Regions from separate parts of the Homo sapiens genome. Here region 1 is linked to region 2. A link is a contact called in ENCODE Hi-C or POLR2A ChIA-PET data. All regions are on one chromosome and are shown on one strand. The core of a region is the stretch at or near the end of the contact, and the rest is flanking DNA. Distances in the headings are between cores, read along the strand shown.

Evidence for each region. Hi-C counts contacts between places; a loop is a spot of excess contacts on that map. ChIA-PET counts read pairs that join two places held with the same protein, here RNA polymerase II (POLR2A). Pooled maps may share reads with other maps.
Region 1: a loop to region 2 is called in a map of B cell, with 12 times the contacts of the local background. The contact joins the enhancer-like site here to the promoter of CBR1-AS1 in region 2. A Hi-C loop is called at or near these places in 2 of 168 maps with a recorded cell type or tissue (A673 and B cell), 2 of 37 single-sample maps with no recorded cell type and 6 of 50 pooled maps. POLR2A ChIA-PET finds 5 or more read pairs at or near these places in 1 of 52 experiments (endothelial cell of umbilical vein).

Annotation. Positions count from the first base shown.
Region 1 is chr21:36,926,577-36,930,152 of GRCh38, forward strand. The region is part of intron 5 of HLCS (holocarboxylase synthetase); the gene reads right to left. Among named protein-coding and RNA genes, the nearest start is that of HLCS-AS1, 38 kb to the right of the region's middle. RefSeq lists a silencer at 1,177-1,369. Within about 2 kb of position 1,260, at least 3 of the 41 ENCODE cell types and tissues checked have a DNase peak (open chromatin) inside an H3K27ac peak, as active enhancers do.
Region 2 is chr21:36,124,441-36,128,184 of GRCh38, forward strand. CBR1-AS1 (CBR1 antisense RNA 1) reads right to left here and starts at 2,200. Exons shown (of 4, transcript NR_040084.1): 1 at 2,047-2,200.

The DNA of each region.
Region 1 (3,576 bases), core at 10-2,509, 800 kb after region 2:
CTCATTATAAAATAACTAATAACTAATTTGGCTTATTATATATATAATCATTATAGAAAATTTGGAAAATACAGAGAAAGTTTTAAAAGATTATTAAAATCACCCTTAAGCACTCCACCACAAATAAGTCCCATATATACCAGATTTCCTTCCAGTCTTGTTTCCTTTTTTTTTTTTTTTTTTTGAGACAGGGTCTCACTCTGTTGCCCAGGCTGGAGTGCAGTGGCACAATCATAGCTCACTACAGCCTCAACCTCCCTGGCTCAGGCAATCCTCCTGCCTCAGCCTCCCGAGTAGCTAGGACTACAGGTATGCGCCACCATGCCTGGCTAATTTTTGTATCTTCTGTAAAGAATACGAAATTCTGCCAGGTTGCCCAGGCTGGTCTCGAATTCCTGGGCTTGAGCGATCCACCTGCCTCAGCCTCCCAAGGCATTGGGATTACAGGCTTGAGCCACTGCACCTGGCCCAGTCTTCTTTCTACGGAGATAGGTGTGTGGTAAACGTGTGTTTGTGTGTTTGTTTTATGGTTTAACTTTTTGTCATTTTGCTGAGACCCAAATTTCAATCCTGCTCCTGGGAGGTTCAATTAAACGTGAAAGCCTTGGTCGGAGGAAGCCCAGCTCAGCCGCCCACAGCCTGCATCTCAGCCAAGCCCTGCTTCCTCTTGGTATCGTGCACAGTGACACTGATGGAGCCACACATGACTGGGTTTTATAGTGGGAATCACACGCTACCATGGTGTCTGGGTGTCGATGAAGGTCTCCGAGCACATCCTTCCCAAATGCCAAGGGCTGACCGTCGCTGAGGCGAGTGTTTTTTCTCTTTGGGTCTTGCTACTATTCTTTCCAGTTATATCACAGTAACGGAGAAGCACATAAATCTTCTGCGCTATTCGTCATAAAGAGCAAGTGTCAAGGCACCAAACTGTGTAAACACAGCTGGTACGCAGTAAAACTATTTAGATAACTAGCATATTTATTTTGTTCTTTCATATCCCATACTATAATAGTACCTAGGACACAGTAAACGTTGAATGAAAGATGAATATTATTAACTGGGACATTGAAATAATTTCTGCAGACCCAAAAGAAAGTGCCACCAATATAATGGAAAACTATAAAATTATACTATGTGAAACTGATATAGACAGAAAAAAATTAAATCTCTGAAGAACAACTTTATAGTTCTAGGGTCCTGTATGCGAGGCAGCCTAGCTCAGCAGCGACACCCTGTGGTGAGAGATCTTTGACTCCCAGCAACAGAGTGTCTTGCAGGGCACAGGAAGCAGAAAGCCAGCCCAGGCATCCAATCCCTAAGGCAGGCGATGAGCCAAATGGACAGGCAGGATTTAGCAGATGACTGGGTGCCAAGATCCTCTCCATGGAACTTAATTCCGTGAGGATGACTGAGATCTGTTAAGTAGGGATGCCAGAAAGAAAACCAAATACAAAGCACAAACCCAATTCCATTCCCAGTCTCTGTGGTCCAGATCTATAAATACTGACCCATAGCACAGTGACTAGATGCAGGAGGAATTCAGCTGCCTCCGGAAAGACCACCTCAGGCAGTGCATATCCACCTTCAAATTCATTTGCACTATAATCCTTTAGAGAACTTGTATTCCAAGAAAACATCATATAAAACCTTGACTTCTGCCATTTCCTTCTACAGCAGATTCAAGGACACCTAAGCAGAGTTAATAAACATTAAGAGGCCGGGAGCGCCATGCCTGTAATCCCAACACTTTGGAAAGCCAAGGCAGGCAGATTGCTTGAACTCGGGAGTTCAAGACCAGCCTGGGCAACATGGCGAAACCCTGTCTCTACAAAAAGTATTAAAAATTAGCCAGGCATGGTGATGCACACCTGTAGTCCCAGCTACTCGGGGGGCTGAGGTGGGAGGATCGCTTGAGCTTGGGAGGTGGAGGCTGCAGTGAGCCATGATTGCACCACTACACTCCAGCCTGGGCAACAGAGCAAGACCCTGCCTCAAAAACTAAAAATAAACATTAAGAAATGAGGATATGTACAACATACACGTACTCATTCCATTCCTTGGGCTCCCAAAGTAAAGCAGAATTCAGTCAGAAATAAGCAGCTGAGAGGAAAGTAGTCCACAGCACAGATATCCAAGAAAATCAACAAGGCCAAGTGGAGGGCCCGCAATGGGAAGTGAACATTTCTGAAAATAATTATTTTCCAAAGTTATTATGTAATAAGGGGCTTAGTAGGGAGTGTCCATGTATGTGTATACAGAGCAAATATTTGCTTTAATCATGTTCAAGCATTTCATTCCCAAAGTTTGTGAAAGGGGAAATCAATACTCCCTCAATTGATCAATGAACAGGTGAAAAAGTATCACCTCCCACTGCCCCAGGCTGTTTAAAAAACTGGAAGGACAAAAATGTGAAGCATCTGTTGTGTGCTTGAATATAAGCAGACACATGATACAAAGCCCTGACATGGGTATTTCAGGTTATACTCATCCTAAATACACCAGAAATGCCAAGAGTTCCAAACTTCCACTCACAAGAGAATAACCTGGGGCAGGGCCACTCTTCCTATCCACTACTCTGTCCAAGAGTCCGGAGGTCAAGTCCGAAGACCAGCATGATCAGAACTCCGAGAAAGGGCAGGGAGCTCTGCCAAGGGCAAGGCCAGGCCACCTCACTCCCGGACTTCCCCAGCTGGGAGCCTCAGAGCAGGCACTGGCTAAGGTAGCCAGCCCCAGCCCTCCATCCCCAGGAAAAGGCGACAGAGAAGGTCTAGGGGACTGGCAGTGCTCTCAGATTTTCTATCTGTCTTCTCCAAGTGAGCCCATCACACCCAGATAGCTCATAGCTCTGCTCTCCTCCAAAAACTAAGGGACACAGTGTAACACAAAAGAAAGTGCCTCCTTTTTAAAAAATGTTGGGATGAGAGGTATAATTTGTTTGTTTCAAGAGAAAGTAGGTAAGTTTAGTGTTTAAAGTCACCTAGACTATTGGGTGTTTGCAGAAACTACATGGTTATGTCATTCAACTCACAAATTTGTCTGTTCAGAGAAGACAACAGAAATAGACAAAATAATTTGTCACAATGACTATGAAACTGATAGTATGGCCAAGCAGGGGGATTAGCAAGAACCTACACCTGGAGAATCTGGCGACCTGCCCAAAACCAGGTATCAATCACAGGCAGCAAGTGCAGGCATGGGCCAAGAGAATTCCCGAACACATTCCCAGCTCCGTGGGCATTTTCCTGTCAGACACGACTCACAGACGTGAAACCCAGAGCGCTGTTGCCACAAGATGGCAGACATTAGCACAAATGTGATTGTTCCAAAGATTTGCTGAAAGTGGCTCAAGTCAAAACAAATGTTTTCAATCCCAAATGAATAAAGTTACAGTCTGAATATACTCTTGACACAGGGACCCTCTTCCCCCTAACGTGGAAAGGGCCACACCTGCAGACTTAACACCTTTCTAAACTCTACTAGTTGGCCCTCTCTTATATATAATCCTCCCCCAACAAAATGAATATTTGCACATCTTGAAGATGATTTCCAAACCCGAAGTCAAAACAGAAATGGAAA
Region 2 (3,744 bases), core at 950-3,449:
AGGCTAAGACAGGAGAATTGCAGAATTCTTCTGCAATTCAGGAAGCAGAGGTTGCAGTGAGCTGAGATCGTGCCACTGTACTCCAGCCTGGGCAACAGAGCAAGACTCCATCTCAAAAAAGAATTTATGATAAACAAGTCAGGCTATCCAGATGCAAGGGCTCATGCCTGTAATTCCAGGACTTTAGGAGGCCAAGGTAGGAGGATTGCTCTAGCCCAGGAGTTCAAGACCACCTTGGGCAACATAGCAAGACCCCACCTCTTAAAAACATATATAAAAATAAAAAATTGTCCAGGCATGGTGGCACAGACCTGTAGTCTCAGCTACAAAGGATCGCTTGAGCCTGGGAGGTCAAGGCTGCAGTGAGCCATTATCATGCCACTGCATTCCATCCTGGGCAACAGAGCAAGACACTGTCTCAAAAAAGAAAAAAAAAATTCAGGCTAAATAATATATTAGACCAGTTGAAAGGGATCAATAGAAACATTAAAGAAAGATTCTATAGTGGGTTAGTTCTGCAGTGTCCCCTCAAAATTCATGTCCACCTGCCATCTCAGAATGTGCCCTTTTGGTAATAGGGTCTTTACAGATGTAATTAGTTAAGATGAGATTATGCTGGAAGACTAATGTCCTTATAAGAAGAGGAGAAGGGTCAGGCATGGTGGCTTATGCCTGTAATCCCAGCACTTTGGGAGGCTGAGGCGGGTGGATCACTTGAGGTCAGGAGTTCGAGACCAGCCTGGCCAACATGGTGAAACCGTGTCTCTACTAAAAATACACAAATTAGCTAGGTGTAGTGGCAGGCGCCTGTAATCCTGGCTACTCGGGAGGCTGAGGCTTGAGAATCGCTTGAACACAGGAGACGGAGGTTGCAGTGAGCCAAGATCATGCCACTGCACTCCAGCCTAGGCGACAGAGTGAGACTGTCTCAGGAAAAAAAATTAAAAAAAAAAGGAACAGGAGAGGAGAAGACATACACAGATGCTCAGCAGAGACAGCAGCCATATGAAGACAGAGGCAGACATTGGTGTGATGCTGCCCCAAGACAAGGAATGCCAAAGATTGCTAGCAACCACCAGCAAGTGGAAGAGGCAGGGAAGGATTCTTTCCCAGCGCTTGGAGAGAGAGCATGGTCCTGACAACATTTTGATCTCGGACTTCTGGCTTCCAGAACTATGAGAGAATGAAGCTCTGCACCTGTATTTGGTGTTTAGTTATGGTGACCGCAGGAAACTGATACATATGCCATGTAGTGCAGCCACTCAACCACAAGGGGCACTGTCTGGCAGCAAGTTCTACAAACACAAACTGTCCAAAATAATCACTGAAGTTCACAGAGAAAGCCATACAAATAGCATTCAAATATTTTTAACGATGATCAACAGGCTACAATTTATCATTTTTAAAAACATAAAACCATTATCATCTTGCTGAATAATTCATGACCTTTGTAACAAACTGGCTGAGAACCACTTTTAAAGAACATCCTGGTCCGGCTATCATTACACACACGGGAGGGTATCTGTAGGATAAATTCCCCCAACAATTCCCTTTCCAGGAAGAGACGCATATTTTTAATTTCAATAGACAACAGCCAAATTGCCCTCCAAAGAGGAGGTACATTACACTCGCCAGAAATATACATGAATGGCTGGTTTTCCCCAGGCTTGGCAATACTTTGCCAAGCTAAGAGGTAAGAATGGGCTTTAAAATAAACCCTGATCCAGCTCCCAAGGAGAGGACTGGGGCCTTCGGACCCACATTTCCCAGCACAGGTGCTTCACCAGCCTGCCATGGCCCCTTCTCTGTCCAGTTTAGCAAGGGTGTGGCAGATTTCCTTTCAGGCACAGAGCCCAGCCTTCCAGACATCACACTTAAACTGGTTCCTACCACATTTGCAAGGAGAATCTCTTCTTCCAAGTCAGCAGTGTTTACAATAAGCAGTATGCTTTTCCCTGAGTCACTCTGAATATAGAGACCAGAAACCAATTCCAGGGTAGCAAAGGGACAGCCACCATGGTGACCTCAAGCATACAAATCACACACCTGCTTGTCCTGCCTGGTCAAGCCCTGTTGGGACCATGCATAATCCTGACCCCAGCACTCAGGCACAGAACACTTAGGAGAGGAAGGCGAGGTTTCAGCTACATGAGGTGGCATTGTAGGAATTGTCTTCTCCCTGACACCCCCCATGGCACTCAACAGCCTCACTGTCCTGACCCTAAGCCACTTTGTGACCCACCCCTGGGAAGGGCAGGCAGTGAAGAACTAGGCATAGAGAAGAGGAGGTGGGGAGTTACCAAGCTGTTTGCTGACCTCTTCATTTGACTCAGAACCTGACCTTAATCTTGCTTCCAGAAAAACAATGGGCCCCATTCCTGCCCAAGCTTGCCTTCTGCAACCCAGACTTTCTTAGAACGCGATGGGAGTCAAGAGCGCTTTCTTTAAGGCGAAGCTGTAGACAGGTTCCCCTCACCTCCCACCTCTGCCCACATTATCTGCCTCTAGCAAATAATGGTAGTCATGACTGTGCCTGTTACCCAGGAGAACACCAATCAATGGCTGTAAAGACATGAATGTATGGTTTTAGATGGTGTCTGCCTGCCTTTGCTGAAAAAATGTAAGAACAGCAAACATTTATGTATTACCGTTTGTCAGTACTGCTCTAAGCACTTTTATAATATTAAACATTCATGCTGTACTCCTTACAGCAATCGTAAGAGCTAGGCACTAAAACTATTCCCATTGTACAGATGAGCAAACTGAGACACTGAGAGATTGGGAACCTTGCCCACGATCACACAGTGAGTAAGTAGGAGCTACAATAAGGAGCCATGAAGGCAGGGAGCTCCACTCCTGCCCTTCCCAGGCCTCTGTTCACTCCTGAGCATGACTGGTACCTAACAGGTGCTCAGACAGTCGCTGGATGCAGATGAGGGAACGGCTGTGGACATTCAGTCCTTCAGACCACAAAAGGACTTTGGAAGGAGAAGAACCCTGGAAGAATGCCATGTTACTGGCAAAGGTTTGGGTTCTTACCCAGTGATTTGGTAAACACAAAGGGACAATGGCATTAAGTGATAGCAAAGCCAATCTAAACAGAATCACAGCAGTAAACCACCAGAACCCACAACTTTTTTTTTTTTTTTTTTTTTGAGACAGAGTTTTGCTCTTGTTGCCCACGCTGGAATGCAATGGCGCCATCTCGGCTCGCCACAACCTCCACCTCCCGGGCTCACCCAATCCTCCCAGCTGGAACTACCGCACACACCACCACACCCAGCTAATTTTTGTATTTTTGGTAGAGACAGGGTTTCACTATGTTGCCCAGGCTGGACTCAAGCTACCCACCTACCTCAGCCTCCCAAAGTGCTAGAATTACAGGCATGAGCCACCATGCCTGGCCACCAGTATTTTGCCAGGCTGGAGTGCAGTGGCACAATCTCGGCTCACTGCAACCTCCGCCTCCCGAGTTCAAGCAATTCTTCTGCCTCAGCCTCCCTGAGTAGCTGGGACTACAGGCACGCACCACCACACCCAGCTGATTTTTGTATTTGTAGTAGAGATGAGGTTTCAGCATGTTGGCCAGATTGTTCTCAATCTCTTGACCTTGTGATCCACCCTCCTCAGCCTGTTGGGATTACAGGCACGAGCCACTGAGCCCGGCCCAGTCTTTTTCTTAAAAAATCTGCTCACAATTCCAATTATTTGCGCAATGCTGTACTAAGTACAAGAGAAAGGTGT